Linked DNA regions of Homo sapiens: region 1 is linked to region 2. The links are chromatin loops, found by intact Hi-C in ENCODE. Cell type or tissue: GM12878. All regions are shown on one strand. Links, peaks and the distances in the headings refer to the core of each region. The heading gives the core; the rest is flanking DNA. Region 1 overlaps SPDL1 (spindle apparatus coiled-coil protein 1). Region 2 overlaps DOCK2 (dedicator of cytokinesis 2).

What was found. A loop is a pair of places that touch in the nucleus more often than their neighbours do. Peaks named below come from ENCODE experiments on the same cell type or tissue, not always from the same donor. Only the 100,000 strongest peaks of a DNase experiment are listed, where the experiment ranks them.
Region 1: a loop joins it to region 2, with 2.5 times the contacts of the local background. A loop is called at or near these places in 2 of 110 quality-filtered maps.

The regions. Positions count from the first base shown.
Region 1 is chr5:169,600,558-169,611,812 of GRCh38, forward strand. SPDL1 (spindle apparatus coiled-coil protein 1) reads left to right here. Exons shown (of 12, transcript NM_017785.5): 11 at 723-1,068; 12 at 3,503-4,221. The coding sequence ends at 3,650. Among named protein-coding and RNA genes, the nearest start is that of SPDL1, 22 kb to the left of the region's middle. In GM12878, for the core only: no CTCF peak of the experiment used is centred there; no DNase peak of the experiment used is centred there; H3K4me3 peaks cover 552 bases.
Region 2 is chr5:169,666,219-169,677,473 of GRCh38, forward strand. It overlaps DOCK2 (dedicator of cytokinesis 2), which reads left to right. Exons shown (of 52, transcript NM_004946.3): 3 at 3,070-3,110; 4 at 4,324-4,379; 5 at 4,860-4,956; 6 at 8,079-8,227. Among named protein-coding and RNA genes, the nearest start is that of DOCK2, 35 kb to the left of the region's middle. In GM12878, for the core only: a CTCF peak has its summit at 5,571; a DNase peak (open chromatin) is centred at 5,053; H3K4me3 peaks cover 1,196 bases; H3K27ac peaks cover 3,124 bases.

The sequences.
Region 1 (11,255 bases), core at 2,272-10,271, 65 kb before region 2:
AAACACATCGATAATGGGCATAGGGAAAAGATATTAGAGCAGTTAATTCAGTGGCTGTGTTTATGACCTGTTTAGATAGAATGATATTAGGCCATGAGGATAGAAGGCATTGCAGTAGTCTTTGATGAGACATGATAGGATTGGACTAGGGAAGTATCCATCATAAAAGTAGTCTGATTCTGCTTATATTTTGTAGGTAGAGCTAACAGGCATATATTACCAATATTCAGAAAGTTTGGCCTATTCTTGTCATTTAATCCTTCTAATACACAATACCAAGTGAAGTGGGTGCTTTTAATCCCCATTTTACAGATAAAATGAAGCTCAGAGAGGTTAAATAATTCCCCAAAGACATGGCTGTCACATACGAGGATTAGGATTCGAACCTGGACTCTGCCGCTGTCTCTTCATCTCCACACTGAGATCTTATGAACCACCTTTTTCAAAACACCAAGAGAGAACAGTGAAGCATTCATGCCTAAAGTCAAAATATTGAATTCCCAAGGAAAAATATATAGCCAAATAAACTTTAAAATATATAGTTTATATAGATTCCATGATAAAGAATAAAAGGTAGAAACAAAGGATGCATTTCAGTGAGGAGATGGTTGCATTTTAAAAGAATGGAAAAAGGTATACATATAACTAGTTCTGGCTTCTTGTGTTGATTGTGTCTTTGTTTTCTTAGATTTTTTCTTTTCCCCACTCGTTTTTATTCTCAGAGACAGTTGAAGTGCCTGTACTGAAAAAGAGGCGTGAGGTGCTCCCTGTGGATATAACCACCGCTAAAGATGCATGTGTCAACAACAGTGCTCTCGGGGGAGAAGTTTATCGATTACCGCCTCAGAAAGAGGAGACACAGTCCTGCCCTAACAGTTTAGAAGATAACAACTTGCAATTAGAAAAATCAGTTTCTATATACACACCAGTAGTCAGTCTCTCTCCTCACAAAAATCTGCCCGTGGATATGCAGCTGAAGAAGGAAAAGAAATGTGTGAAACTCATAGGAGTTCCCGCTGACGCTGAGGCCTTAAGTGAAAGAAGTGGAAACACCCCTAACTCTCCCAGGTCAGTGTCCTCTTTTCCTCCAGGCAGCCAGCAGACCTCTCCATCTCTCCTCTCTCGCTGCATGAACTGTGCTGTCTGTTTCTTTATCTACTTTCTTACAATTGCATGCAGTATAATTCCTCAGTTTCATCTACCTACCTTCAACTTTTCCAGAACTTTAAGAAAGACTAAACTGATTGCAAAGGGAAAGGACTCTTGAATAAGGCAATCACATTAAAAAGTTACACGTTTCTGTTTCATGAAAGGGAATATCACAGTTTAACACATCTCTGAATGTTTTATCAGTTTGAATACATGTACTGTTATTTTTCTCCTGGTTCAAGCATGGCCATGAAAGAAAAATTAACTTACTTTCTCAAAGGGCTTTCCAGTAGTCTAAGAAATTTCAGCCTTCTAGGAAACTTAGGTGAATTTTTTATGTCTTTTGAATTGCTTATCCTAGGCATTCAAAAATGGGCTTCAATACTTATTTTGACATTTTTACATATCAAAGCTAACTCATTTTCATTGTTTCCAAAACTTGAAAGCCTCTAGTTTCTGCATAATTGAGTTTGTGACTAAAAGAAATAGCGTCAGATATGTGTGTCTGAAGGAATTAATGTCCCAAGGGCTTTGTCTTAATAAAAATAATTGAGGTCAGAAGGTAAGAGAAAGTGAATGGAAGGGAAAGGTAAGTAGCAGTGGCTGAGGCTCGAGTTCTGGATGTGCGCAGCAGGAGAAGTGAATGAGGAAATTGAAGAAAGTAAAAGAAAGATGAAGGATGTCTGCATGCAATGGGATTGTTAGAGGCATTTAAAACAAATATCTAGACATTCAAAAAGATGTGCCAATAACTAGCCTAGATTATCTCCTATGAAATGAGATGTTGAAGGTGCTACTAGGGCTACCTTAGTCTTAGAGAGTGGAGACAGATTAATAAGACATTTTACTAATGTGCATTTGAGTAGAGAGAGTAAGACAGCCCTGTTTAAAAGGGCTTATATGTTTTATCTGATTTCTCTCCAAGTCTTCAGTGCTACTAAATGTAATATTCAACAGTAAAAGCACTTTAACAATGTTAGCTGCTATTATTATAAGGCATAGTAATTTTATTACTCCCTCCTTGGATTTTTATAGAATGTTATAACCTCTGAGTCACATAAAATAAAAGCTTACCATTCTTAAGGAAAAAGTAACTTCAAATGAGTATCTGCCACATACCCATGGTTTCAAAGAGTTCTGAAATGAATCCAGCAGATTATGCCTGTTTATATGTGATGCATTGTATAAACATCCTTGACCAGTGTATATTTCTGGAGGTGGATTTCCAGAATTGATAAGTGCCAGCCTTGCTATCTGTATTGTCTTCATTCCTTTTTCTGCCTTTTTTTGCTTGATAAAAAATCACTTAAGCAAATGTATGTGGCTAATTGACTCAAGTAGCACGTTGGAAACTTTTTGTCTTGTTCGTTAAACAAAAAATAAAATACCACAAAACATTTGTGTGTGTGTGTGTGTGTGTGAGTCCATCTGCTAACTTAAAATGTTTCCGACTCTTTGTTTTCTGCCTGTTTAACTTAGATACACAATCCTAAGATAATTTTGGAACAATAAATATGGCTTTTATTGGGAACTTCACTATTGCATGCTTTACAAAACTAATTGGTGTTCTTGTTACCGAGAATCTTTACAGGCCTTTAAGAATCTCTCTACTGTTTATCTTTTCTTTATTCTACTAGTTGAAACTCAATTTTTTAATATGAAACAAATAGACATCTATTCATGCAGCCCAAGATTCCATGTTATTTTTGTCTTGCCTTTTGTATGTCATGTTAACATTAAAATATTGCTGTAACATTTCAGTTTTTGTGTTAGGTGTGCTTATCATGATAGGTGCCCTGTCATATTTTCTTTAATTTAGGGCTTGCCATGACTTTTTAAAGATATTCTTTAGACTTAAAAAATAATTGGCCCAGCGTGGTGCCTCACACCTGTAATCCCGGCACTTTGGGAGGCTGAGGCAGGTGGATCACGAGGTCAAGAGATCAAGACCATCCTGACCAACGTGGTGAAACCCTGTCTCTACTAAAAATACGAAAATTAGCTGCATGTGGGGGTGCGCACCTATAGTCCCAGCTACTCCGGTGGCTGAGGCAGGAGAATCGCTTGAACCCGGGAGGCGGAGGTTGCAGTGAGCCGAGATCATGCCACTGCGCTCCAGCCTGGTGACAGAGTGAGACTCTGTCTCAAAAAGTAATAATAACAATAATTGAGCCTATTGATATAAAAAGACTTTTAGACAGCCAGTGACTTAATATTCTTACAGTATTAGAGTCAACTATATTTTTTTTCCTTGAATACCATGCCTTATTGGAGGCCCATTATACTGGGGGTTTGTTTCTTCAATCCTTCATAACCACATTTGAATTCAGAGTGGATGCTTTAATGCCTGTAGGTTAGCTGCTGAATCAAAGCTTCAAACAGAAGTTAAAGAAGGAAAAGAAACTTCAAGCAAATTGGAAAAAGAAACTTGTAAGAAATTACACCCTATTCTATATGTGTCTTCTAAATCTACTCCAGAGACCCAGTGCCCTCAACAGTAAAGACTTGTCTTTAATAAGAGTACGGTGCCACTTGCCTCAAAAGTTACTATGGTGCTTAAGATTGTCTTGATCTGACATATATCACCTTCTGGGTTATTTACTCATTGTGCCAGGACCTGGCATTTTCATGTGCCTTTGACCAAGTGTTCAGAATTTGCTTGACTCTAACCTGGAGAGCTTCTTAAGTGATGCCCCTTCATGGAGCTTCTATGACAGTGAATAAACTATTAATTGAAGGAAAATGTTATAATTAATGTATCTATTTGCTGCATTGTATATGGATTAAATGATAAAAAACAAGTAATCTACCCTCAGAGCCATGTATTTGAGAATGCTTCAATCATATTTTCCTATGTACTTTTTTTTATAAACTTAGTTTTAGACTATGTTGTAAAAATGGGAAGGTTGTAAACTATGTTGTAAAAATAGGAAATGTGGCTTAAAATATATACATTATATTGTTTCAGGATTTTGTCAGTGTTTAAAGAACCAATGTTCATCTTTGTATTTATATACATGATTTAAATTTTGTCTAAAATTTTAAATAAAACTGCAGTGATTTATCCTTAAATTTCTTACTCTCTATAGGTAACAGGATGTTATCAAAAGGGAGTAAAAAGCACTTTGGGAGGCTGAGGCGGGTGGATCGCTTGAGCCCAGGAATTCGAGACCAGCCTGGGCTACATGGCAAAACCCCATATCTACAAAAAAATACAAAAAATTAGCTGGGCATGATGGTGCACACCTGTAGTCCCAGCTACTCTGGAGGCTGAGGTGATAGGATCATCTGAGCCCAGTAAGGAGGTCGAGGCTGTAGTTGAGCTGTGATCATACTACTGCACTCCAGCCTGGGCAACACAGCAAGACCCTGTCTCAAAAAAAAGTGGGGGAAATAAATAAGAGGAAAAAAGAAACCTCAGGAATTCTTAATTCCCTTATGTATAATTTTATATATAATTTTATGGTTAATTATATGTACATATACAGATGGTCTCTGACATAACAATGGTTTGACTTAATGATTTTTCGACTTTTCAGTGGTACAAAGACAGTATGCATTCAGTAGAAACTGTACTTCAAGTACCCATATGACCATTCTGTTTCTCACTTTCAGTACAGTACTCAATAAATCACATAAGATATTCAACACTTTATGACAAAATAGACTTTGTGTTAGATGATTTTGCCCAGTAGTAAACCAATGTAAGTTTTCTGAGCACATTTAAGGCAGGCTAGGCTGAGCTATAATGTTCATTAGGTTAGGTGTATTAAATGCATTTTTGACTTAATATTTTCAACTTATGGGTATATCGAATTGTAACCCCGTTGTAGGTCAAGGAGCATCTGCATATATACATACATAGATGATAGATAGATAGATAGATAGATAGATAGATAGATAGATTTAATTCTAAACTTTCCAAATACTCTTTCATTTAAATGATTATAGTTTTACAACAATTTCATATATTCTATAGGTAGGAGAATTAGGGTTTTCCAGAGAAATAGAACCAATAGGATGTGTGTGTATATAAAGATTTACTTTCAAGAATTGGTTCACATGGTTGTGGGGGCAAGTCCAAACTTGTAGGGTGGGCCAGCAGACTGGAGACCAGGGAAGGGAAGAGCTGATGAGTTCAAGTCCGAAAGCCATCACACTAAAGACCCAGGGAGATAACTGCCACTGCAGTTCAAGTTCAAAGGCTGTCTGCATCAGAATTTCCCTTTGCTGGGGTAGGTGAGTCTTTCCATCTAGGACTTCAATTCATTGGATGAAACCCATTCACATTAGAGAAGGCAATCTGCTTTAAGTCCACTGATTTAAATGCTGATCTCACCCAAAAACATCCTCACAGAAACGTTCAGAATAACACTATAAAGCAATTAGACCTAAAGAAATATGTAGCATACTCCACCCAAAGGAGAATACACCTTCTTAAGTGTACACAGAACATTGTGCAAAACAGACCAATGTTATGCCACAAATCTGGTCTCAATAAATTTTAAAAGTTGAAAAAGTATCTCGACTACAATGGAATGAAATTAAAAATCAACAACAAGAAAATCTGGAGAATTCACAAATACTATGTAGAAATAAAACAATACACTCTTTAAACAGCAGATGAATCAAAGAAGAAATCACTAGGGAAATATTTTGAAGATGAATTTTAAAATATTTTAAAATGAGTGAAAATGAAAACACAACAATAACAAAACTTGTTAAGTGTAGCGAAAGCAAAAGCCCTCAGTGGGGAATTTATATTTGGAGATGCCTACATTTTAAAAAAGAAAGCTCTCAAACTAATAACCTAACTTTATACTTTGAGGAACTAAAACAAGAAGAGAAAACTAAAAAGCTAAATCCACGGCCAGCAGAAGGAAGAAAATAAGAGATGAGAACAAAAACAAATGAAATTGAGAACACGAAAACAATGGAATCTATGGAACCTAAAGTTTGTTCTTTGAAAAAATCAAAATTAATAAACTTTTAGCTAGACTGATCAAGGAAAAAGGAGAAAAGACTCAAATTACTAAAATAAGGAATGGAAGTAGGGACAATACTGTCAATCTTATAGAAGTAAAAGGGGTTATGAGAGAACGCTATAAACAATTACAAATTATGTATACTAGATGACATAGTCAAATTCCTAGAATCAAACTACGAAAACTTATTCAAGAAGAAATAAAAAAAAAACTCAATAGAGCTTTAAAAGAGGGAATCAAATCAGTAATCAAAAAAACTTTCAAAAAGAAAAGCTCAGGACCAGATGGTTGCACTAGTGAACTCTACCAAATACTTAAAAAAGAGCTTATCTTTCTAAAACTAGTATGTCTCAATCTCTTCCAAAACATCAAAGGAGATTATTTCCTAACTAATTCTATGAGGAAAGTATTGTCCTAATTCCAAAGCCAAAGACATCAGAAGAAAACTACAAACCAATATCCCTTATGAATATAAATGCAAAAAATCTATAAAAAAAATACTAGCAAATTCAATCCAGCAGCATACTGAATTATACACCATGACCAAGTGGGATTTGTCCCAGGAATGCAACGGTAAATTAAAACAGGAAAACCAATGTAATATACTGTATTAGTTTCTGGTGAAATGAATTACCACACATTGAATGGCTTAAAACAATAAAAATGTACTGTTTTATAGTTCTGGAGGCTAGAAGTCTGAAATCAAGTTGTTGGCATGGTCTTGCTCCCACTGAAGGCAATAGAGAAGAAATATTTCCCTACTTTTGGTGGCTCCCAGCAATCTTTGGCATTCTTAGCCATCACTCCAATGTCTGGCTGTCTTCACACAGCCCACATCTCCATCTCTGTGTGTCCTCTCCTCTTCTTATAAGGACACCTTAACTAAGTATGATCTCATCTTGATCCCTAACTAATTATATCTGCAAAGACCATACTCAAAATTAGGTCACATTCTGAGGTTCTGAGTGGATAAATTTTGGGGGGATAGTATTTGAACCAATACACACACCATAGTAACAGAACAAAGAGGGGGAAACACCCCTGACATGATTACCTCAATTGACACAGAAAAAGCATTTGAAAAAATCCAGTATATGTTTATGATTTTTAAAACACTCAACAAACTGGAAATAGAAAGGAACTTCCAAACTAATTAAAGGGCATTAATGAAAAAAATAATGAAAGTATGAAAAAATCATACTGGTAAAAGACTGAAAGCTCTTCCCGTAATATCAGGAACAAGAAAAGGATGTCTTATCTTGACACTTATATTCAACGTTGTACTGAAATTGATAGCCAAGTCAGTTAGACAAGAAAAAGAAACAAAAGGCATCCAAATCAAAAAAGAAGGAGTAAAAATATCTATATTCACAGATGACATCATCTTTCACATAGAAAATATTAAAGAATTCTCCAAAAATCTATTAGAGCTAATAAATGATTTCAGTAGTTGCAGTATACAAAATCAACATATAAAAATCTAGTTTTCTTACACACTAGCAATGAACAATTAGAAAATGAAATTAAGAAAATTATTTAAGCAGCACCAGAAAGAACAAGCTCTTAGGAATAAATTTAACCAAGGAAGTGAAACTTTAACACACTGAAAACTACCAAGTATTATTGAAAGAAGTTAAAGACCTAAATTAATGGAAAGATATCTCATGTACATGGATTGAAAGACTTAATATTGTTAAGATGGCAATACTTTCTGTCTTAGTCAGTTTGGACTGCTGTAGCAAATTATTGTAGACCGGATAGCTTAAACAACTAACATTTCTTCTCACAGTTCTGAATGCTAGACAGTTCAAGATCAAGGTGCCAGCAGATCCAGTACCTGCTGAGGGCTCACTTTCTGGTCTGCAAATGGCAATTTTCTTGTATCTTCCACATGCTGAAGAGCAGAGACAGAGAATAAGTTTGTGTGTCTTTTTATAAGGGCACTAACCCCATTCATGAGGGTGGAGCCCTCATGATCTAATTACCTCCCAAAGGCACCACTTCCTAATGCCATCACATTGGGAGTTCGTATTTTGAAATATGAATTTTGGCAGGGGATACCCAAAGTGATCTACAGCTTCAATACAATTCCTATCAAAACCCCAATGAAAACGTGATTCTAAAATTTATACAAAATTGCAAGAGACCCCAATAGCCAAAACAATCTTGAAAAAAAAAAAAAAGAAACAGAGTTAGAGGACTTACATGTTCCTATTTAAAAACTTAGTAAAGAGACAAGAAACGAAACAGTGTGGAACTGGCATAAAGATAGACATAGATAATGGAATATAATTGAGAAATAAATGAGACTATAAGTAAATCAGAAATAAACCTATACATGTATGATCAATTGATTTTTAACAATGGTAGCAAGACCATTTAATGGGGAGAGAAGAGTTTCTTCAACAAATGATGCTGGAACTACTTGATAACCACATGCAAAAGAATGAAGTTAGACCCTTACATCACCTCATATGTAAGTATAAGTTCAAAATGAATCAAAGATCCAAATGTAAGAAGTAAACTATAACACCCTTAATAGAAAACATAAGGCTAAATCTTTGTTACTTGGATTTCACTATGATTTCTTATATATAACATGAAAAGCACAAGCAACAAAAGAAAAAATAGGTAAAATGGTCTTCATCAAAATTAAAAACTTTTGTGCATCAAATGACACTATTTAGTGGGTAAAAAGATATCCCGCAGAAGGGTGGGGAGCAAGATGACAAATAGAAGGCTCCACTGGAACACCAAATTTAACAACTATCTACACACAAAAAAAGAACCTTCATAACAACTAAAAATCACAAAAATCAGGTGAGCACTCAGAGTACCTGATTTTAGCTTCATATTACTGAAAGAGGCACTGAAGGGGGTAGGAAAGACAGTCTTGAATTGCTGATTCCTCCTCTCTGCCATCCTCCACATGGCACAGAGAAAAGGATCTGTGTGCTTGGGGAGGAAAAGCACAGCAATTATTAGACTTTGCGTTAAACTCAGTGCTGCTCTGTCACAGTGGAAAGCAAAACTAGCGTAACTCAGCTGGTGCCCACCCACAGAGGGAGCATATATACTAGCTCTAGCCAGAGGGGAGTTGCATATCCAAGCAGCCAGAACTTGAGTTCCGACAAGCCTCACCACCAGGCTAAAGTATTCTGGCATCCTAAGTCAACTTGAAACTCAGACTAGGTCACAAGGACTGCAACTCCTACGTGAGTCCTGCTGCTGAGCAGGACTCAGAGCCAGTGGACTGGGGGGCACATGACCTACCAGGACACCAGCCAAAGCAGCTAAGGGAGTGCTTGCATGACTCTCCCCCAGCCACAGGCTGTAGAGTTCAAAAGGCTATCAGCAGCAAACCCAAGTTTTTACACAATGAATTATTTTTAAAATAGCCCAAAAAAGGATATTCAACAACACATTAAAAAGTTCATTCATCATGACCAAATGGGATTTATCCCTGGGATGCAAGAATGGTTCAACATACACAAATCAATCAATGTGATAACATTTTAGCAGCAGAATGAAGAACAAAAATTCAATTCAATTGATGCTGTAAAAACATTTGATAAAAGTCAACATATCGGCCGGGCGCGGTGGCTCACGCCTGTAATCCCAGCACTTTGGGAGGCTGAGGTGGGCGGATCACCTGAGATCGGGAATTCGAGACCAGCCTCAACATGAAGAAACCCCATCTCTACTAAAAATACAAAAAAAAAAAAAATTAGCTGGGCATGGTGGTGCATGCCTGTAATCCCAGCTACTCAGGAGGCTGAGGCAGGAGAATTGCTTGAACCTGGGAGGCGGAGGTTGCGGTGAGCTGAGATCGCGCCATTGCACTCCAGCCTGGGCAACAAGAGTGAAACTCAGTCTCAAAAAAAAAAAAAAAAAAAAAAGTCAACATATCTTCATGATAAAACCCTCAAAAAACTGGGCTTAAACCATAGCTACGGCAAACAAACACAGCCAAAACCCTAGCCAGATAAACAAAAACTCATCACTTCGTTTTACTCAATATATTAGGTTTGGCTTTCAAAAAAATTTACAAGGCATACCAAAAGGCAAAAACACACTGTAGAGAATCAAGCAGGAATCAGATGCAGACTCGAATATGACAGGAATTTTAGGTGATCAGGTCAGGAATTTAAAATAACTATGACTAATATGCCCAGAGCTGTAATGGAAACAGTGGACAGCAGTCAAGTATGGATGGGTAATGTAAACCAAGAGAGAGAAACTCTAAGAAAGAATCAAGAGGAAATGCTAGAAATCGAAAACACTGTAGCAGAAATGAAGAATGCTTTTGATGATTGTTTTTGATGATCAAAGGACTGGGCATGGCCAAGGAAGGAATCTTCAAGTAAGCTTGAAGATATGTTAATAGAAACTTTTCAGACTGAAAAGAGAAGAACAAATTTAAAAAAAAAAGAATATCCAAAAACTGTGAAGCAATTACAAAAGGTCTACATTTCATTACATGTAATAGGATTAGTAAAAGAAGAAGAGAGAGGAAAAGGAACAGAAAAAATATTTAAAATAATAATGGCTAAAATTTTTCCAAAATTAACAGCAGATACCAAACTACAGATCTTAGAAGCTCAAAACAACACCAAGAAGGATAAATACTAAAAAATCTACAACTGCATGTAGGTTTATCATATTCAAACTTCAAAAAATCAAAGACAAAAAAAAATCTTAAAAGAAGCCTGAGGGGGGGGAAAATACCTTACTTAGAGACAAATGAAGATAAGAATTCTATCAGACTTCTATTCAGAAACCATGAAAAGACTTGCTTTAGATATGCGGGCTCTTTTTTGGTTCCATGTGAATTTTAGAATTGTTTTTTCTAATTCCATTAAGAATGATGGTGGTATTTTGATGAGAATTGTATTGAATTTGTAGACTGCTTGTGGCTATATGATCATTTTCACGATATTGATGCTACCCAACCATGAGCATGTGATGTGTTTCCATTTGTTTGTGTCATCTATGATTTCTTTCAGCAGTGTTTTGTGGTTTTCTTTATAGAGATTTTTCACCTCCTTGGTTAGGTATATTCCTAAGTTGTTCTTCTTTTTCTTTTTTCTTTTTTTTTTTCAGTTATTGTAAAAGGAATTG
Region 2 (11,255 bases), core at 1,434-9,433:
CCTGTAAGGGCACTAATCCCATTCATAAAGGCTCCATTCTCATGACCTAATTACCTCCCAAGGACCCCACCTCCTAATGCCATCACATCAGGTGTCAGAATTGCAACATACGAATTTTGGGAGGACACATTCAGTCCATAGCAATGCACACTGTGAATTTTATGTTAAAGAAAGTGGTTATCTCATGAAAACGGTTAGCAAAAAAGCCCTTGTTATTGTTGAATTCAAAAGAGTGTTGAACTCAGGAGCGGGTTCTGGGACATGGTAAATGCCATGTTACACTGAGCCTGCTTTTGATCATGGTGTCCACTGTCCAGGAATTTTTCTCTTTTGTACCAACCGTTGTTATCTGCCCAGTCATGTTTTGGAGCATAGATAGATATAGCTGATTGGTGACCATATTAGGGAACCAACATCAGTGGTCAGAGATAAATGACCTGGCAGAAGTAAAAATGCCAGAAAAAAGTCATAAGGATAGTCCGGATGCAGTTGATGCACTAGGCATGGGTTTGGATTCTGGTTTGGCTGCTTTTCTGCTAAAGAATGTGTTGGAATTTCTTCCCCACCTGTTTGATCTCAGTGTCACCATCCAGCAAGTGGAGATAAAGCCTTCTTGCAATGAATCCCTGGGGATTTATCCCTGGAAGCATGTAGCCCAGTGCAATATACATAGTTGGTGCACAATTAATATTGATTGAACTTGAACCTGGGAGCCAGAATAAGAATATTGGGTGTAAGTGTCAGCAGAATCCTGTCGTCAGGAGTGAGGTGCAACTCTGAGAATTAGGAAACCTATAAGACGTACACACATAACCGAGTTTTGAGGGTCAGAGCAGGCAAACTCCTTGGATCCAGGAAGACAAGTTACCTTAATGGAGTCCCTGTCACAGAGATGCAGATGTGGACATGAGCTTTGTGTAGGGACCATCTATTGGTCCCTCGATTGTTTTTCTGTTTTTTGGTGGATTTTAGTGACCTTAGCCATCATGTGGGTTCAAGTCACTGCTACCAGATGACCCTATCTCTATTTGCACTCTAACCCCATCACATGGGAGACAATGTGGCCAACCAGCTTTAAGGATTGGCTTTGAAGTCACATAAGCTTGAGTTTGAACTCTGGTTGTATGATCTTGGCCCAGCCCATCAATTGACTTGAATATCAGTTTCCTCATCTATAAAATGGGAATGATAATACTTAGCTCACAGTGTCGCTCTGAGGATTAAATGAGAGAATGCCTGTACAACGTTTAGCATACAGCTTTGCATGTTGCAGGTGACCAGTGAAAGACAGGTAATAATAATATTACAAAGTTGCATTTCTGTCTAGTTGGTGAAAAGGGGCAACTAAAGGAGGTTGTTGTAGCACAGCGCAGCAGGGTGTTGCTTGAGTGTAAATCTCAGCTGCATCACCCACTAGCTGTGTGACCATCAGCAAGCTGCTTAATCTCTGTGCCTGTCTATTTTCATTTGCAGAGCTGAAGCAGTAATAGTACCTACTTAATAGGATTGTTGTAAAGATTAATTTACAATAAGACAAAACAAAAAATGTCAACAGAGTTACCAGCACATAGGAAGCACTTAGAAAGTATAAGCAGTATTGTTAATTATGGATTATTTTTCAACAGTTATTGACAAATAATTAGAGGCCACTGAAAATAGAATGTGATGCTTCATGAAGTAGAACATCTTCCATCACTGGAAGTATTCAGGTGGAAAGTAGCTTAGTGGAGATTTAGTTTTGGAGATTTAGACATTGAGAAGTTGGAAATATTAATATTAGGTAACCATCAAATCATTCCCTCATAATATAGGAAGCATAGGTGATAGTTGCTTATGTTGAAAACCTGACACTGCAACCTACTAGCTGTGTGATCCTTGGAAAGTCACTTAACTTCTCTGTGCCTCAGGTAGGCCACTCATTTGTAAAACAGGATAATAACCGTTCCTACTTCATGCGGTTGTTATGAATATTGAAGGGCTTAATATATAAAGAGTGCTTAGAATGGTATTTTTATTTCCCACCTGAGATTCTCTTTCCAACCTCCCTTTCTTCCTTCTGTTTTTCCTCTCTCCTTCCTTTCTCCTTTTCTCCTTCCTCTCACTTTCTGTCACTCAAAAAGAAGCTATCACGGCCCCCTGTTGCTTCAGAGTTTCCTTTAGGACCTGGCCGTCAGGCTGGCTCATGACTATGAAGGGTGACTTTGCATGTTAAGTTGTTTGTTTTTGGGCTTGGTTGTATGTCTGTTGGGAACATATTTCATCAACAATCTGTCAGCCCGGTAATGAGGGGTCTGCTAGTGAGGCTCCTGACAGACGCGTTTTATTTACAAAGATGACAAATGCCACTCCTTGGCTGTGTTGGAATCATTTCAAAGGCCAGCCGACTCATTACAGTCATCAGGACTTGCTGCACTCAGGCGTATTTTGTCTGAGGACTGTGTGTAATTTGGATTTCTGCTCATTGATACATTTTTTAATATAATATTCCTGCAAAGGGTAGATCTCTTAAAATCCCTGTCCCTTTATCTGTCCCTAAACTTACTTGTTTTGTAACGACTAACTTTTGTAAATCGCATTTTAGACACTATTTGCTGCTGTTAGAACTGTCAGTGTTATTTTAGGATGTTTGCCCAAATCAGGAGCATTTCTTTGTCCCGAAGGCAGGAATTGAAAGCATGCAGATGGTCACAGGGCCCAGGAAGGCAATGGACACAAGGGAGGGGCTGCGTTGAGGCTGGTGGACTGGAGGCAGATGCTCTGTCTGGTGGACCCTGCTGCTTTTCTCCTCCCAGCCAGTTGGGAGCACTGGCCAGCACTACTGGGGCTCCTGATTTTTCAAAATCAGGAGCACCTTTATATGAAGTCTATTTTTAGATGTTATTTTGAGATGTTGGCAACCAATTCAACAGATTTCAAAGACTATGAGCTTCCAGAGTTTGATCTGTACCCAAGGTCTAAAGCAATTTGCAGTAGTTTTACTAGTTTAAAACAAAACAAAACAAAACAGAAAAACACTAGCAACAAACTTGTAATAAATGAGGGAACTGTTTCTTTGTTTTCTTTTTGCAGACTGGTATAGGGGATACCTCATAAAGCACAAAATGTTACAGGTAAGGTCACCTGGTTTTTATTTGTGTCAGTACTGGAGGTCTTCATATGGCCCCGCTATCCCATCTGAGCAGGTCTCTCCCACCATTGCTCCTCAGCAAAGGGAATCCATCTCTCCCTCCTGTGCCCTGTGCTCTCTGACCTCTGTGCCTTGTCACTCGCTGTGCTCAGCTCCCTCCCACTTTCCCTCATTCTTTAAGGTTCATCTCTGGTGCCATCTCCCTGCAACTTTTCCTGATATGCCACTCACTTATGATTTCTCCCTTCCTCGAGTCTCTGTGGAATTGTGCGTTATAAATTTGAAATTTATTCTACTGCCTTCCTTTAGAGTTGTTTGCAGCATTCAGTCATCTCCTCATCCGTATACCCAGGTCAACACAGAAAGGACAGGCCTGATTTCTACTTTTGAGGGGTTCTCTTGTTCTAACCTCACATTTCACTATTGTCTCCATGAGAGCAGGCGCTTGCTTTGCTTGTCTCATTTTCTCTCACAGCACCTAGCACAGTGACCAGATGTCCCCAGTATGCACATTGGTTGCATTTATGAAGGGATTTCCAAGTAATTGATAAACTTACCTTGTTAACTGAGCCAAATGTATGGAGTAAGGAAATAATAGAAGCTTCTTCCTTCTTCCCTGACATGCTGTGTCGGGAGGGATGGTCCTATTCTGCTCTCTCAAAGAACAATGGAATAAATGCAGGCAGAATAGGTCTCAAATCGAACTAGCCCAAATGCACCTAGGAACATTGTTGCTTCAGGACCAGTTATTTCTGACCTTCCAGTTGTTCCTGACTGTGAAGGGTGACCGCTTTCCGGAATCGGGCAGGCAATGGGAGAAGCAGAGCTCCTCGTCTCGCTTAAAGTCAGTGAGTGGTTTAGGTTGTCTTTCAAACGATACTGTCTTATAGCCCACCTGCAGGATGAGTGGCCATAATGGGTTGGAGCATCCCTTGGGATCTAGGGCTATGGTGAGATCTAGGGCTATTGTGGGATCTAGAGCAACTGATGGAGAACTGGAGGGAAAGCCAGATCTAAACAAGTAGATTTAGAATCCAGCCCCTGTTCTATCTGGCTCTGGGTTTATTCCTTTAAAGTCTGGGGATTTTATAAGCCAGTAGCTTTTGGAAAAAAATTATAAAGACGTAGGGTCATTCATTTCTGTGGTGATATATCTTTTTATTTTATTTTGTTTTGTTTTGTTTTGTTTCCAACAGGGCATTTTTCCTAAGTCATTTATCCACATCAAGGAAGTGACAGTTGAGAAAAGAAGGTATTTGCCATTCTTCACCAGACTTGAGCCTCCAGTGGCTCATGGATGTCTCTGTCCTGTTTATTTTGAAAATCTGACTTGGAAGAGCTGAGGGTTGCTCAGCTTATCTTCTTTGTGCCTGTGTATATTTGTGGGTCTCCTTTCCGTTACTCAATGGGAGATCTAATCCAAATTGATTCATACTGAGATCTGACTCTGAGGGGGTATTAGTTTGGAGAATCAAACTTTTTGCTGGCAGCTACCTTAGAACTGTATTAAAGTAGATTAATCCTAAATAATGAGCCCACCCTAGCGAAGGAGGACATAACAAAGCAAGTCCCTTGTATTTGCATAATGTAGTTGGTGTGGCTATTGGAGGTGTTTTAGTCTAATGTCAGGAAGGCCCCTCCGCAGCTGCAGCTTAATGCAAATTTGTTGGTGTTTTATCTTGTTAGCACCTGGGTCTCAATTTCACACCACTTTTTCTCCCACCTTAAATAGAAATACTGAGAACATCATTCCTGCAGAAATTCCTCTGGCACAAGAAGTGACAACGACACTTTGGGAATGGGGAAGCATCTGGAAACAACTCTATGTGGTGAGACTCAGAACTCTGCTCCCTGAGTTGGAAGCTTCTTGCAATCTTCAGTTTGGTTCCAGTTTTCATTTTAGCATTGAGTCAGGCAGGTGGAGGTGGCTTTGGTGACATAGCAGAGCGCACACTATTACGTGTGAGGACATCAAGGCCCAGAGAGGATCAGGGACTTTCTCAAAGCCACAGAGCTAGTGACAGAGCCATAATCAATGGAGTCTACTGTGAACCTTCGGTGTTTAGTGCAGAAGTTGTCAAACTTGAGCATGCATAAGAATCACCTTAAGAACTGTTAAAAATAAAGCTTCCTCCCAAGGGGTTTAATAATCTGCATTTTTAATAAACTCAGATTTGATTTGCTAGTCTGCTGATAACACATTGAGAAATACTGTTCTTATACTTTAACCAATGGCTATTGTCCTCACATCTATGAAGAAGTTTTGACTTTGGAAAAACAAAGAATATATTTTTGCATTTGTTTTCCCTGTTTTGAAGCAAATCTAATTTTAAATCCTCCTTTGATGCTCTAAAGCTCCTAATGAAAGCAATTAGCTAAGCAAACCATTAAGCTGAGAGTGAAAATGTCAACCAAGGCTTACTGCATGTTTATTATGGCACCGTGGACACCTGCTGGTGTATGCACAGGATTTGTAGACTTACCTTTCGTGGTCTTAAATGTTGACTCCCATGTGGACATTTCATAATATGAAGATGTAATTGGCACACTCAATTTTACATGTTTCTCAAAGTTTTTAGAAAAGTGTAGGGGAAAAATAGTATCCTTGTGGCTAAAGCAATTTTTTGTTCATCTCCACTATACGCTGACCTTTTTTTTTTATTTATTTTTTATTTTTTTGAGATGGAGTCTCGCTCTGTTGCCCAGGCTGGAGTGCAATGGCATGATCTTGGCTCACTGCAGCCTCTGCCTCCTGGGTTCAAGTGATTATCCTGCCTTGGCCTCCTGAGTAGCTGGGATTACAGGTGCCCGCCACCACGCCCAGCTAATTTTTTGTATTTTTAGTAGAGATGGGGTTTCATCATGTTGGTCAGGCTGGCCTTGAACTCCTGACCTCAAGTGATCCACCCACCTTGGCCTTCCAAAGTGCTGAGATTACAGGCATGAGCCACCACGCCCGGCCTACTACCCCTTTTAAAACATCACAATCACACGTACCATTGAAGCTTGGCATTTTCCCTTAGGAAATCTTTGAATAGCAGTAAGTCCATTTACTCTAGTCAGGAGATCCTTCAACATCTAGTACTTCGGTATCACATTCCTGATTCTTGCCATATCTGCATACAACCTGTGTAATATTTACTTAATAGCTGCTTTGGATCTCCTTTCAGTAAACCTGAATCTATAGACATAAAGAATGAGATAGCATGCTGCATCATTCCAGCAGTTCTTGATTCCCCGTCACCAACTAGATGCCCCACAATTCAGTTCAACGCTGACTACCCAGGGTTACTGCCAGACTCCATGGGTTTAAAGCCTCAATCCCACAAGATTGCCCTCACTTTAGATGCCAGTCGCAAGTCCTGGGTTCCCAGGTTACCTGAACTTCTGTTGGACTTGGCTATAAATTCAGGGATTCTCACTACCCCTCCCTGCCTGGGCACCCCCTTTTTTCACTTCCAGTTTCATAATTTGTTAGAACAACTCAGAGAACTCAGGAAAGTGCTATACATGTGATTACGGTTTTATTATAAAGAATGTAATTCAGGATCAGCCTTGTGGAAGAGACACAGGGCTAGGCATAGAGGGGCATAGAGCTTCCGTGTCCTCGGCACACCACCCTCCCAGCACATTGATGTGTTCACCTTCTGGGAAGCCCCTCAAATGTTATTAACCAAGAGTTTTAATCAGAGTTTCATTACACAGGCATGATTGATTAAATTATTGGCTATTGGTGCTTGAGCTCAATCCTCAGTCCCCCTCCCCTCCCAGAGGTTGGGGTGGGGCAGGTGGAGGGGAGTGGGGCTAAGTTCCAACCCTCTAATCATGTGATTGGGGGTTTGGTTCCTAGTTGGTTCCTCTGCAACCAGCCCCTCATCCTGAAGCTATCTAGGGGCCCACCTAGAATCACCTCATTAGCATAAACTCAGGTATCATTGAAAGGGGATTGTTAGGAATAACAAAATACATTCTTATCACTCTGGTCATTGCAGGAGTTTTAGGAGCACTGCTTCAAGAACCAAGGACAAAAATCAAGTGTGTATATATATATATTTTTTTGTTGTTGTTTTTTTAATTATACCACCCACACTTTCCCAAATGGAAAGACAAAAGTACTTGACACAATTAGAAGAACATTATTCATCTAAATACAATGAAAACAAGATAACATTATTTTTATAAAAAAAAATTTAGAGACAGGGTCTTGCTCTGTCACCCCCGCTGGAGTGCAGTGGGACCATCATAGCTCACTGCAGTGCTAAACTCCTGGCCTCAAGCTATCCTCCCGCCTTAGCCTCCGGAACATGCTTGCTATTGTACCTGTCAAAAGCTCTGAGTCCAAACCTTTTCTCTCTGTTTGTTAAAAAAGACATTAACAATATGTGAGAGGTGTTAGAGACATATTACTATGAAACTGCAACTTTCTCTTTCCCTTACACAGAAGGATGGAAATGGAGTGGGAGAGAATCACCTAGGGATCCATGTTGTTTGACCTTGTATCTTTGTACCACGAAGAGCCATCTTGCTTCCCATAGGTGGTACGCGTGCCACACTTTGGAGAATGCTGCCCTAGAAGCAGTCCTTTATCACCAGAGAAATGGCCCTGGCTCCCAGCCTCAAAAGGCCTGAGCTCTGGGACCTCCATTAGGGCAGATGTTCGTAGCATTCCTGTTCAATAAATATCTTTTTAGATAAAGTCAGAAATCACTCATTCCTTAACCAAGAAATGATTGAGATTTTTATTTTTGCTTTTGGGAAATCCCTGTGGTCCACGGGGAATAAATACATCAACGACTAGGACCCCCACCTAATCCTTTTGTAGTGGGTAGGGCAGGGAGAGAGCCTCAGGCCATGGCCCTTGACCACACTCACCTGACTTTGGCACAGCCTGCCAAATAGATGGTCATGCCCCTTTAACACAGGTAATTATGGGTTGTTTCTTGTCTCCTAGGCCAGCAAAAAGGAGCGTTTTCTCCAGGTGCAGTCCATGATGTACGATCTGATGGAGTGGAGGTCCCAGCTTCTCTCAGGAACCTTACCCAAGGATGAGCTGAAGGAACTGAAGCAGAAAGTCACGTCCAAAATTGACTATGGCAACAAGTAACCTCTCTTTCCTCTGCAAAGAGGTTTTCTTCCCCCAGCCATCCTCTTTCTTCCCTCTCTCCCCAGAAGCTTGTTTTCATTTTTAGATGCAATTTTGTCACTTTCTGTTTGGGAGAAGGTTGTGACCAATGGCTGTGCTTGCGTGCCGTTGTTACCACCCCTGGGGGACCTAGGGACATGCAGGTGGAGAGAAGGCTTGTACTTAACATGGTGTTATTACCAGGCTGAGAGATTTAGGACACTCATTTAACCTACTTCCGATGGACTAGGGAGCATAGTCATGCTGGTTCACTTTCAGCTTAGTTGTCATTTTATACCTGCATTTGCAAAACTCTCCCTTAAATCCCAATGTGAGACTTAATGTCTCTTCCCCCATCCTAAAGTAGCCAACCCACACACCATCAACTAACTCAAATGCACAATTACAAAAATGTTTCCTCAAAAGGGAAGAGAAGTAAAAATTGGTTGGATTTGAATGCTATGAAGTTAAGGAGAAAATGAACCAATTATTTGAGGTGGGACAACCCACTGATAATAACATTATAAGTAACTCTTAATCAGAGCTCATTGTACACCAGGCTTGGTGCTAAGTGTTTTGCAGGCATTGTCTCATTTAATTCTTATAATAACTCTATGGAGTATGCAGTTTGATTATCCCCACTTTTTTCCGATAAAGAAACCGAGGGTTTTCAGTAGGGTAGGTAACTTGTCCAGAGTCGCGCAGCTAGTAAATGACAGAATCTGAACTTAGACCCAGGCAGTCTGGCTCCAGGGTCCACCTGGAGTCCAGGGCCTCCTGGAGTGGAGTCCAGGGCCTCACCACTCTGCTACTTGGATAGCATTTGAGAACTATAAGGACCTTCCCTCCCTCCTGATCTTTTGAATGGCTTCCAAACATTCTGTTCATTTGTTCATTCATTCCTACCACAAACATGTATTGAGGACTTATAGTTGGCTGGATTTCCTGCTAGGTATTGGGGCTGTAGAAATAAAAGTCCCTGTCCACTAAAGGGTCACAGTTCCAATTAGGAGTAAGCCACAAGTAAACTGCTGATATGTACTGTGAGAAGTTCGATAGCTCAGGAAGCAAGAGTTACTTTTAATGAGCCTTAGAGAAGGAAGTCAAGGAAGACTTCCTGAAGGAGGCGACCCCTGAGCTGAAGTTTGAAGGATAAAGAGATATTAAGCAGGCTAAAAAAGGAGAGTCAGGGGCTCATGAGAGAGCATGGCATACTCAAGGAACTGCAAAGTGGGTCTGAAGGCTGGAACACAGGGCCTGAGGGGGAAGTAAAAAGCCCATTTAATGGGAATAAAAAGAAGTTTCCCCAGCAGCCAGGCCAGGCTTTCTTGCCCTGACATAAGCACTAGGGGGAGGATTCGGAGAGGAAAGTCAATGGCTCCAACTCACAGCTGGTCTCCATCCCAGGAACACAGTCCCTCTGCTGATGCCCCATTGGCATCTGGCAAGCGTGTCCAAATCTGCTTATAAAGCACATCATCCTAAAGTGACAGGAAGGGTTTGCCCCGCAGCTGCTACTGCCGTTGGTTCCATGATGTCTTTAGCTGAGCACAGTTGCAGCTGAGTGTGTGGGAATTGAGGGCTGCTTTACAATGACATCTACGACCTTCAAATGTTGTTTTCTCAATGGGGGCTCCTGAGAAGAAGGACCAGGAATGGAAGAAGTGGTCACTACTCATAGGAAGCCTTCCCTGATTTTCCACTACCCGCCTTGGCCCGGGGTAGGTGCTCTTGAAGGCCCTGAGTAGTAATTGCCTCCTTTTTGGCCTGGCTTCCCTCCTATTGTGGAAGATCCTATAGATGTTGACTGTCTAAAGCACCTCTCTGCCTGTGCCTGGAACAAGGTCTGCACATAGTAGGTTCTCAGTGAGTGACAACTGAGTGAGTGGGCGAATGGTGGTGATGGGAGAAAAAGAAGAAAGAGGGTCCTCCCTAAACCAGCCCCTCCTCTGCAGCATCCTCTGACCTATAGCCCTGTGCTTTTAGTTCTGTCAGTTTCCTTTGGGGAAGTGAGGGATGCTCCGTGGCACAGACTGAGACCTCAAGCTCAGGGGCCCCCTTATTCACCTGACTGCTTCAGCTGCAAGCGAGAGAGTTGGGCAACTTATCACTGGCCTGATAGTTTAGGTGCTCAGAGCTCTGGTATGGGATGGGCAGCTTCCTCAAATCCAGGAGGCCCAGCGTCTGGGCCAAGTGTCAGGATCAGCCTGGGAACACCCACCTCCAACTTCCAGCAGCTGGGAGATTGGGTGGGGGTGGCACAAAGTGGAACTGAACCTTGGAGGAGTGATCAGAATGAGCTTGTTTCTTCTCTCATTCATTCCGTTCCTTCATTCAGATATCAAACTTTCTTTGCACACCTGGTAGGCCCCAAGGGTACAGGGTACAGACACATACACAATACAGTCTCTGTTTTTAACAACAATCAAAAAGCAAGCAATGAGAACCAGTGATAACTTCTGAAGCGCTCACTGTACACCAGGCACCATTTAAAGCACTTTCCATATATTAACTCTGTGAAGTATCAAAACAACTTTATGAGGTAGGCACTATTCTCACCCTGTTTCTCAGGTGAGGAAAGTGAGGCTCAAGAGTGATTAGGTGTGTGAGCTGAGAAACCAACACAGGTGCCTCTTTATCAACTAAGATGGACTCTAAGGTTAAGGAAACAACAGCTGCCTATGGGTCAGGTTGAGCATTCAGGGGAGCTGGCATGGCAACTCCCTAAATTCCTACAGCTACAAGAAAAACACACTCTTGTCAAACTCCCTAACAATAGGAGCTATCAGGCAAATTATCAGACCCTTCCTAACTCTGATTTACATCCACACCACTATAACTCTAAGTGGACAGAGGACTGGCCTGCTAAACATTCTTTTTTTTGATAAAGAACTGCAAATCTTAAGTCAGTTTCAGCTAGCTGAAGGCTGCCCGCAAACTGTGTCCAGTAGTTCACCTTTTGATGTAAAGTGCCAAGTTTCATCTTATTTTAATAATAAACCCCAC